Linked DNA regions of Homo sapiens: region 2 is linked to region 1. Evidence: read pairs that join two places in POLR2A ChIA-PET (ENCODE). Cell type or tissue: A673. All regions are shown on one strand. Each heading gives the region's core, and the rest is flanking DNA. Links, peaks and the distances in the headings are about the cores only.

Region 1 (5,370 bases), core at 371-5,370:
AAACAGCCAAAGAGTAGAAACAATACAAACACCCATCAACGGATGAGAGGATAAACAATGTGTGGTGTATCCATACAGTGGAATATTATTCAGCTGTAAAAAAGGAATGAAGAGGGTGGGTGCAATGGCTCATGCCTTTGATCCCAGCAGTTTGGGAGATCAAGGTGGGAGGATTGCTTGAGCCTAGGAGTTGAAGATCAGCTCGGGCAACATAGTGAGACCCCCATCTCTACAAGAAATAAAAATATTATCCAGGTGTCATGATGCACCCTGTGGTCCCAGCTGCTCAGGAAACTGGGGAGAGATGGATCACTTGAGGTTGAGGCTGCAGTGAGCCATGATAGCACCACTGGACTCTAGCCTGGGCAACAAAGTGAGGCCTTCTCTCAATAACAGCAACAACAACAACTAAAAAGCAATTAAGTACTGAACTGACACAATTTACAATGTGAATAGACCTTGAAGACATTATGCTAAGAGGAGGAAGGCAGTCACCAAAGCTACATATGGCATATTCCATTTATATGAAATGTCTAGAATAGGTTCATCCATAGAGACAAAATAGATTCGTGGTTGCCCAGAGCTGAGGGTGGGAATGGAAAATGACTATTAACAGGCACAGAATGTCTTTTTGAGGTGATCAAAATATTCTTTTTAAAATTTTTAATTAATTCATCAATTTATTTATTATTATTATTATTTTTTAGAGACAGGATCTTGTTCTGTGGCCTTGGCTGGAGTTCAGTGGTGTGATCATAGCTCACTGCAGCCTTCAACTCATATAGCTCACTGCAGCCTTCAACTCCTGGGCTCAAGACACCCTCCCACCTCCGTCTCCCAAGTAGCTGGGATTACAGGCACTTGCCACCACAGCCAGCTAATTTTTGTTCAATGTTTTGTAGCGACAGGGTCTTGCTTTGTTGTCCAGGCTGGTCTCAAACTCTTGGCTCCAAGTGCTCCTGCCGCCTCAGCTTCCCAAAGTGCTGGGATTACAGACCTGAGCCACCACACCCAGCCTGGAAATATTCTAAAATTGGATTGTGGTGATAGAGGCACAACTCTGTACATTTATTAAAAATTATCAAATTACGCCTGTAATCCCAGCACTTTGGGAGGCCGAGGTGGGTAGATCATGAGGTCAGGTGTTCAAGACCAGCCTGGCCAACATGGTGAAACCCCGTTCATACTAAAAATACAAAAAAAAATTAGTGAGGCGTAGTGGCAGGCACCTGTAATCCCAGCTACTTGGGTGGCTAAGGCAGAGAATTGCTTGAACCCAGGAGGCGGAGGTTGCAGTGAACCGAGATCAAGCCACTGCACTTGAGCCTGGGCAACAGAGTGAGACTCTGTCTAAAAAAAAAAAAAAAATTATCGAATTGTACGACCAAATGGATGAAGTCTATATGTAAATGGTACCTCAGTAAAGCTGTTTATGAAAAGGCAAAACGAAAACAGAGCCAATAATAGTATCTATTTTATGTGGCTGTTGTGAGGATTAAATGGGCTAATCTACGTAGTACCCTTGAAGCAGACATAGGGTGAATACTCAAGAAGTGGGTTCCTATTATTAACAAATGTGGTTGCAGGCTGGGCACGGTGGCTCACGCCTGTAATCCCAGCACTTTGGGAGGCCAAGGCGGGTGGATCACCTGAGGTCGGGAGTTCGAGACCAGCCTGACCAATATGGAGAAACCTTGTCTCTACTAAAAATACAAAATTAGCCGGGCATGGTGGTGCATGCCTGTAACCCCAGCTACTCGGGAGGCTGAGGCTGGAGAAGCACTTGAACCCAGGAGGCGGAGGTTGCGGTGAGCCGAGATCGTGCCATTGCACTCCAGCCTGGGCAACAAGAGTGAACTCCGTCTCAAAAAACAAACAAACAAGCAAAAACAAACAAATGTGGTTGCGATCGTACGTGTAAAGTGTTCAGCAAGTGAAAGACAAATGGCAGGTCGTGTTCCCTACATAACCACAACTCCTTCAATAATCACCGTCATTTGGTGACTTTATCATTCTCTGCATCTGTCCCACGCATCTGGCCTCAGTTTTCCACCTGCGCAATGAAAAAGCTGGGCTCTATCTCCAAGGCCGTCTTCTCTTTGTCAATTCTGTATTTGGTTCTGAAAATGTTTCTCTTCGAGGCGGCAGATCTGCAATGAGAAGGGTGGGCAAACCCATAGAGCCGAGGTGGGGCCCGCGGGTCCTGGAGACCAACATGTGTGTAGGAAGGGGCCTGAAAGTGGGCTGTGTGGTGGGAGCTGACGGGGAGGGTAAGATTGGCCTGGGTAAGGGTTCGAGGACCAGGTCTGCCAATTTGTAACCGTGATATCTTGGACAAGGAACTTCCTCTCTGCATCCAGAAAATGGGGAGGGTGTTTCCTGCCTCCCCGTGGAGCAGTGAGGATTCATTGAGATCATGTATATACCAGCCAGGGAGAATAATAGCTAAAAGTACCAACAGCAACAACCAACAGCAACAACTTTTTCTCTCCATTTTTTTTTTTTTTTTTTTTTTTTTTTAGCTCTGTCACCCAGGCTGGAGTGCAGTGGCATGATCTTGACTCACTGCAACCTCCACCTCCCAGGTTCAAGCAATTCTCCTGCCTTAGCCTCCCCAGTAGCTGGGATTACAGGCATACGACACCATGCTTGGCTAATTTTTGTATTTTTAGTAGAGATGGGGTTTTACCATGTTGGCTAGGCTGGCCTCGAACTCCTGACCTCAGATGATCCACCCACATCAGCCTCCCAAAGTGCTGGGATTACAGGTGTGAGCCACTGCGCCCGGCCAACAGCAACAACTACTTACCAGGCCCAAGCACTGTCTTCAGCCCTTTCCACTAAGTAACCCATTTAATATGCAAGGCTCATTTCATAGTAGTGATTACTGAAGCAGGACAAATGGCTTCTTTGCTTTAAGCCCCAATCTGGCCCTTCTATAAGTAGAGCTATGTAATTCCCTCGTTTGATGGGTTTTGTCCATGACATTGTATGGATAAGGTGTCTGGCCATGGTAGGCTCTCACTAAATAGGAGCCCACATTAAGATATGGTAATAGGGAGCCACTGATGGTTCCTGAGGAGGGAGTAGCTTTGATGTAATAAAAGCAGACTTCAGCCTCCCATCTCCCCAACACTTGACGCTTGGTTATAGTTTCTCATAGGATCTAGTTCTTTGGGGAACCAGTCTCATTTGGTAACCCTAATCTATTCGTGCCAATATTGGGTTATTGTTCATCTCCTGAGCTGGATGGTTGGTGTCAAAAGAGTGCCTAAGGGGTGTCATCAAATACTAGCCCCAACATCCAGCACTGGGCTTAAACTCAGTGATAAACAGTTGGGACAGGCCAGGTACAGTAGCTCACGACTGTAATGCCAGCACTTTGGGAGGCTGAGTGGGGAGGATCGCTTGAGGCCGGGAGTTGGAAACCAGCCTGGGCAACATAGTGAGACCTCGTCTCTACAAAAGAAAAAAGTAGGCCAGGTGCGGTGGCTCACACCTGTAATCCCAGCACTTTGGGAGGCCGAGGGGGGCGGATCACGAGGCCAGGAGTTCAAGATCAGCCTGGCCAAGATGGTGAAACCTCATCTCTACTAAAAATACAAAAAATTAGCTAGGCATGGTGGTGGGTGCCTGTAATCCCAGCTACTTGGGAGGCTGAGGCAGAGAATTGCTTGAACCCGGGAAGCAGAGGTTGCACTGAGCTGAGATCCCGCCACTGCACTCCAGCCTGGCGACAGAGCGAGACTCTGTCTTAAAATAAAATAAAATAAAATAAAATAAAATAAAATAAAATAAAATAAAATAAATAAAATAATAAAATAAAATAAAATAATAAAATAAAAATTAGCCAGGCATGGTGATACAAATTTGTAGTCCCAGCTACTCCAGAGGCTGAGGCAGGAGGATCACTTGAGCCCAAGAGATGGAGGCTGCAGTGAGCTATGATTGCGCCACTGCACTCCAGCCTGGGCAAAAAAGTGAGACCGTTTCAAAAAAAAAAAAAAAATCAAACAAACTAATCCATACAAGCCGGCACAGTGCTAAGGGCTCAGCCAAGATGTGTGAAATCATTGAAGGTGGAATTATTTGAAGCTTTCGGTGTCATCCTCTCCCACCTTGACCCTCAATCACCATCTTTCTTGCTTCTCTGCCTCCTTTGATCCATCTAGTATTGTTGACGCACTGGGGAAACAGCTTCCCTCTCAGAGCTTCAGTTTGTTGTCCTGGAAAAGGGGGAGGCTCTGCCCCTTTCTTGCTGTTTCTTGTGGGTGTGCAGGTACCTAAGTAGTCAACGTCTTTTTTTTTTTTTTTTTTTTTTTTGAGATGGAGTCTCGCTCTGTCGCCCAGGCTGCAGTGCAGTGTTGCAATCTCAGCTCACTGCAACCTCCACCTCCTGGGTTCAAGCAATTCTCCTGTCTCAGCCTCCTGAGTAGCTGGGACTACAGGCGCCCGCTGCCAAACCTGGCTAATTTTTGTATTTTTAGTAGAGACGGGGTTTCACCTTGTTGGTCAGGCTGGTCTCGAACTCCTGACCTCAAGTGATCCACCCACCTCAGCCTCCCAAAGTGCTGGGATTATAGGCATAAACCACTGCACCCCGCCCATCATTATTTGCATAGGGCAAGAGAGAACCATCGAAGGTGCTGGGGGAAAGCAGGATGTCAAGAGAAGGAAAGAGAAAGGTGTTTAAGGAAGATTAGCTGAGAGATATCCCTCTTCCTTCCACTCCTGGAACCTAAATAAACGGGTAAAAAGAAAACAACTGGGCCAGGCGCGGTGGCTCATGCCTGTAATCCCAGCACTTTGGGAGGCTGAGGTGGGTGGATCATGAGGTCAGGTGGTCACGAGATCAGGAGTTCAAGACCAGCCTGGCCAATATGGTGAAACTCCATCTCTACTAAAAACACAAAAATTAGCTGGGTGCGGTGGCAGGCGCCTGTAATCCCAGCTACTCGGGAGGCTAAGGCAGGAGAATTGCTTGAACCTGGGAGGCGGAGGTTGCAGTGAGCTGAGATCGTGCCACTGCACTCCAGCCTGGGTGACAGTGCAAGACTCCATCTCGAAAAAAAAAAAACCAAAAAAACAAAAAACCAAAAAAACCCAACAACTTGAAGATGTGTAGAAATTGAAACTTCCCACCTCACCTCCAATTACCTGCAGTTTCTAAAATATGTAGTAATGGCCAGGTGCAGTGGCTCATGCTGGTAATCCCAGCACTTTGGGAGGCTGTGGCAGGAGGCTTCCTTGATCCCAGGAGTCCAAGACCAGCCTGGGCAACATAGGGAGACACCATCTCCACAAAAAATTTAAAAATTAGTCAAGCATGGCCGGGCACAGTGGCTCACTCCTGTAATCCCAGCACTTTGG
Region 2 (5,370 bases), core at 192-5,191, 64 kb after region 1:
CTGAGACTTTTAAAATAAAAGTCTTTACATCCTACTAGCCAGCTTTGACTAGCAGTGTGATCCAGGGCCAATGACTGCCCCTCTATGGCCTTGGCGTTACCACCTAACCAATAGGGATACGGTACTCCATTTTCTTGCCATGGAGCAAATCAAGAGTTAGGGCCTGACTGTCTTCAACTGTCTCATGAGTTGAAGAATTTCAGCCCTCTGCCTTTGCTCTGTAGCAACAGACAAATCACTAGACCTTTCTGATTTCAGGTCCTATTTGTAGAAAGACTTTGTACTGTCTTTCCTACTCTAGAAAGTCTTTCCTGGCCGGGTACGGTGGCACACGCCTGTAATCCCAGCACTTTGGGAGGCCGAGGTGGGTGGATCACTTGAGGTCAGGAGTTCAAGACCAGCCTGGCCAACATGGTGAAATCCCCATCTCTACTAAAAGTACAAAAATTAGCCGAGGGTGGTGGTGTGTACCTGTAATCCCAGCTACTCGGGAGGCTGAGGCAGGAGAATAGCTTGAACCCGGGAGGTGGAGGTTGCAGCGAGCCGAGATCACACACTGCACTCCAGCCTGGGCAACAGAGCGTGACTCCGTCTCAAAAAAAAAAAAAAAAAAAAAAAAGAAAGAAAAGTCCTTTTTTTTTTTTTTTTTTGACAAAAGCCATCTCTGTTGTATTCCCTCCCTCAGCATCCGGCACGGCGCCAAATAGTGATTTCATTTTAACTTTTGTGTAGTGTGTGTGTGGAGTAGCAAGGTGCGCGACGCAGGAACCTTTCTCTTGTGGGTGCGTTTCTGGCCCGAGTGCTTTCCTGCTGCTCTCCGAATCCGGAAGCTGCTGGAGAAGTCGGAGCATCCCGGAAGTCGTCACTGCGGCCGCTTCCGGACGTGAAAGTTTGCTGCGTAGGGATAGGGAGACCGGGCCGGATTGCGGGGAGTGAGCAGGTTCAGCAGTGACGGCATTCTTAAGAGTCCTGCCCAAGTGAGGGACTTGGGGTGTGGGACAGAGTGGCCCCCAGGGCAGTGGGCGTTGGAAACTGAGAGGCCCTGCGAAGGAGGCTTGGGGAGGGGCTACGGTGACCAGGGGACGAGGTATAGGAAGAGGAGGGCGGAAAGCCTTGAGGGTGGGCTTCTTGGATCCCAATTGCCCCAGAGGCACAGGCCTGGGCATCACTGTATTATTTCCCGAGGGGAGAAGGGGCTATTTCCCATGGGAAGACAAAGTGGGATGAATAGTGGACCTTGAGAAGAGGGGGTGGCCAGGAAAAGGTTCCTGAAGGAGGCAGGACCCAGACTGCAGGCTGGGGAGGGTTTGGGCAGCCAGAGGGAGGTGAGGGTGCTGGAGCGGGGGTCAATCGGTCACTCCGGCCGGAGATCTGAGTGGCCTCTGCCCCCTCTGCGCTGTGGAGTGCATCTGATTGCCAGCCTCGCTGGACCGTTGAGAGGATTCATCGAGACCCTGGATATGAATATGCAGTGTGAACTGAAGTTTGGGGACATGAGTAATCAGTCACAGTGGCCCAAGATTTGAGGTGTAAATGGAGAAGTCAGAATGATTCGCTGCAGCTGTCTGGAACAGGTTGGGTGAGGGCAAGGGTGGGAAAGGTGGCTGAGGCCAGGTTGTGAGAGGCCTTTCATGGCAGGCTGAGGGGGTTATACTATAGGGAGGATTTTAAAAAGAGGAGCTGGTGGACTGGTGAGCAGGGCATATAGGTGACACCTAGCCAACTTGAGAGGTCAGAATACATGATTCCAGAAGGCTAAGGAGAAGGCTGCCAGTAGAGGAAAGGGGAAGAATTCCCAGGGCGAGGAAAACACATAAGCCTTTGCGTGTGGAGCTGTGTAAATTCAAGGTCTGGCCAGGGGGCTGTGAGATGCCGTGTGTGCTTGGAGCACAGGAATGAGAAGTGAGGTGAGGAAGTGGCTGGGCCACCTCACAAAGGGCCTCAAATTCTAGGCTGAGAAACTCGGACTTGGTCCTGAGGGTAAAGGGGGCCGGGAGAATGTTATGCATGGTGCTGAAGTTGCATTCAACACAGCTGTGAGAAGCATCTGTCAGGGTCAGGCCAGTGTGGGAGGGGAACTGGAGGCCAGGGTACCAGATATGGTGGTCCAGGTGAGAAGGAAGGGGCCAGAACTTGGCTTGGAGAACGGAGGTCAGTGCCCTCAGGGGGTGGAGGTGATGGAACTTGGTGCTTGTCTGGCTTTGGGGAGTGAGGGAGTGGGTGGAAATGGGGACGTCCAAAGTTCTAGATGGTGTGGCAAGAATTTTGTCTAGATGGTGTGGCTTCCTCATGATCATGTCTTGGGGTTGAGCAGGGGTTCTCTTTGGTGGGGAGCTGGGTAGGGAGGTAATGCTTCACTTTTGGATGGGGCGATCAAATTCATTCATGTATTCATTCAACCAATATCGAATTGATTCCTTACCGTTTCCTGAAAGACCTTTGATAGATTCTGAGGGTAGAATGTTGACCAGGATGGAGCTGGGCCTTGGAGAGTGGGGAAGGCAGGCAGTAACACAGCAGGCAGTAGATCAACGAGGCCATATCATGGATTGTGCTGTGGGATGTGAAGGAAATGAACAGACGGAGGACGCAGAGCAGGGCACCTGGAGCTACCACGGTCACTAAAAGCTGCTATGACCAAGTGTTCTGTGAGCTGAAACCTGAAGGCCAGGAAGGAGTCACTCTTGTGAGGGGCTGAAAGGAACATCACAGAGAGGGGAGGAGCTAGCACAAAAGCTCTCCAGATGGGAGAGGCTGGTGCACTGGGCAAGGGAAAGCCAGCACCATGGTGCCCAGAAGGGAAGGCAGCTGGGGGGCCAGTCTACGCAGGGCCTTGCAGAGTGTCTGGGTTTACTCTAAGGGCAGAGGGGAAGGTTTTGATCATGACGCACTGCAGTCTGAAACTCCTGGGCTCAGGCAATCCTGTCTCAGCTTCCTGGGTAGTTGGGACTGTAGGCAGGCACCACCACCTCTGCCTAATTATTATTATCATTTTTTTTGGAGAGACAGGGTCTCAATATGTTGCTGTGTCTCAGAGGGGAAGGTTTTAAGTCAGGGAATGATTCTGTGAGCTTAAAAAATCACTTGGAAATTGCCATAGGGAAGGGAGGGAGAAGGCCAGGCATGGTGGCTCACGCCTATAATCCCAGGACTTTGGGAGGCTGAGGCAGGCGGATCGCTTGAGGCCAGGAGTTCGAGACCAGTCTGGGCAACAGGGTGAAACCCTGTCTCTTCTAAAATTACAAAAAATTAGCCGGCCATGGTGGTGCGCGCCTGTAATCCCAGCTACTCAGGAGGCTGAGGCGGGAGAATCGCTTGAACCTGGGAGGTGGAGGCTGCAGTGAGCTGAGATCGTGCCACTGTACTCAAGCCTGGGCGACAGAGTGAGACTCTGTCTGAAAAAAGACACAGCAACAAAAAAAACGAGAGGGGAGGGAGAGAGTGATGGAGGCGGAGGCTGCTGCTGCTATAAGCTGGGCGTAAGTGGTGGTGGTTTGCGCTGGGGTGGCAGCGGCGATGGTGGGATTACAGGGAAGTGTGTGGCTTGCTGACAGGGGTCATGTGCACTGACCTGGTGTGGGCAGAGGCAGGTGCTATCCTGGCCATCCCGCCTGCGGATGTGTGACCTCAGGCCAATCACACGATCTCTTTGAGCTCTGCTTCCCTCATCTGTAAAACAGGGATCCTCATGGTGCTTTCCTTGTAGCTCTGCCCTGAGGATGCTGTGCGTTTAGCAATGGCTGTTCCCGAGTGAGGGCTCAATAAATGTTGCTTATTGTTGTCATTATTTCTGGGGATAGCAGTGGGGGTGGGGGTTGTGGCCACTACAGTGCCACTAGTTATATGGTCTGAAACTCAAGAGAGGGATTGTGTTAGTTTCATTGTGTCTCTATGAGTGAATACCTGAGGCTGGGTAATTTATAAACAAAAGAAGCTTAATTGGTTTACGGTTCTGCAGGCTATACAGGACGTGTGGTCCTGGCAGCTGCTTCTGGCGAGGGCTTCAGGAAGCTTACAATCATGGTGAAAGGTAAAGGGGTAGTTGGCATATCTCATGGTGGGGGGAAAAGACTGGCAGGAGGTGACACGCTTTTTTGTTTGTTTGTTTGTTTGTTTGTTTAGATGGAGTCTTGCTCTGTTGCCAGGCTGGAGTGCAGTGGCACAATCTCGGTTCACTGCAACCTCTGCATCCCGGGTTCAAGTGATTCTCCTGCCTCAGCCTCCCAAGTAGCTGGGACTACAGGCGCCTGCCACCACGCCCAGCTAATTTTTGTGTTTTTAGTAGAGACCAGGTTACACCGTGTTGGCCAGGATGGTCTTGATCTTGACCTCGTAATCTGCCCGCCTCGCCCTCCCAAAGTGTTGGGATTACAGGCGTGAGCCACCACGCTCAGCCTGACATGCTCTTTTAAACAACTAGATCTCATGTGAACTCAGCGAGATCTCACTCATTACCTCGAGGATGGCACCAAGCCATTCATGAAGGATCCACCCCCATGATCCAAATGCCTCCCACCAAGCCCCGTCTCCAACACTGGGGATTACATTTCAACATGAGATTTGGAGGAGGCCAGGTGTGGTGGCTCAACCCTGTAATCCCAGCACTTTGGGAGGCTGAGGCAGGTGGATCACCTGAGGTCAGGAGTTGGAGACCAGGTGGCTAATATGGTGAAACCTGTCTCTACCAAAAATATAAAATTGTTATATTTTATATAATACAGCTGGGCGTGGTAGTGCATACCTGTAATCTCAGCTATTTGGGAGGTGGAAACAGGAGAATCACCTGAGCCCGGGAGTTGGAGGTTGCAGTGAGCCTAGAATTGCGCCACTGCACTTTAGCCTGGGCAACAGAGCAAGACTCCATCTCCAAAAAAAAAAAAAAAAAAGAAAAAAAAAAGATTTGGAGGGGACAGACATCTTAACTATATCAGGGATCTTGGCAAGACACTCAGGTTGGATAATTGTCTAAGTAGACCAGGGGTTCTCAGCTAGGAGCCATGTTGCCTCCTAGAGGACACGGGCAATGTGTAGAGACATTTTGGGTTGTCACAACTTGGGGTTGGGGGAGGGTGCTACTGCCATCTGGTGGGTGGAGGCCAAGGATGCTGCTCAACACTCTACAGTGCACAGGATGGGCCCCCACAACAAAGAGTGGTCCGGCTCAAAATGTGTGGTGGCCCACGCCTGTAGTCCCAGCTGTTTGGGAGACTGAAGTGGAAGGATCACTTGTGCCTGGGAGGGTGAGGCTGCAGTGAGCCAGAAGCATGCCACTGCACTCCAGCGTGGGCGACAGAGTGAGACTCTGTCTCAAAAAATATACATACTGCCCAGTAAAATGTTTAAAAAGTACCTTGTGTCCCAAACCAAATA

Evidence for each region. Peaks named below come from ENCODE experiments on the same cell type or tissue, not always from the same donor. Only the 100,000 strongest peaks of a DNase experiment are listed, where the experiment ranks them.
Region 2: POLR2A ChIA-PET joins it to region 1 with 13 read pairs; 18 of 35 experiments call an interaction of 5 or more read pairs at or near these places.

The regions. Positions count from the first base shown.
Region 1 is chr19:55,570,328-55,575,697 of GRCh38, forward strand. No RefSeq gene overlaps it. Among named protein-coding and RNA genes, the nearest start is that of ZNF579, 7.8 kb to the right of the region's middle. In A673, for the core only: no CTCF peak of the experiment used is centred there; no DNase peak of the experiment used is centred there.
Region 2 is chr19:55,634,139-55,639,508 of GRCh38, forward strand. LOC107983998 (a long non-coding RNA gene) reads left to right here and starts at 865. Exons shown (of 2, transcript NR_171683.1): 1 at 865-1,574. It also overlaps a transcript of ZNF581 not described here. RefSeq lists enhancers at 820-1,039, 1,110-1,199 and a silencer at 1,319-1,486. In A673, for the core only: a CTCF peak has its summit at 5,078 (motif pointing left); DNase peaks (open chromatin) are centred at 813 and 5,073; H3K4me3 peaks cover 1,832 bases; H3K27ac peaks cover 1,504 bases.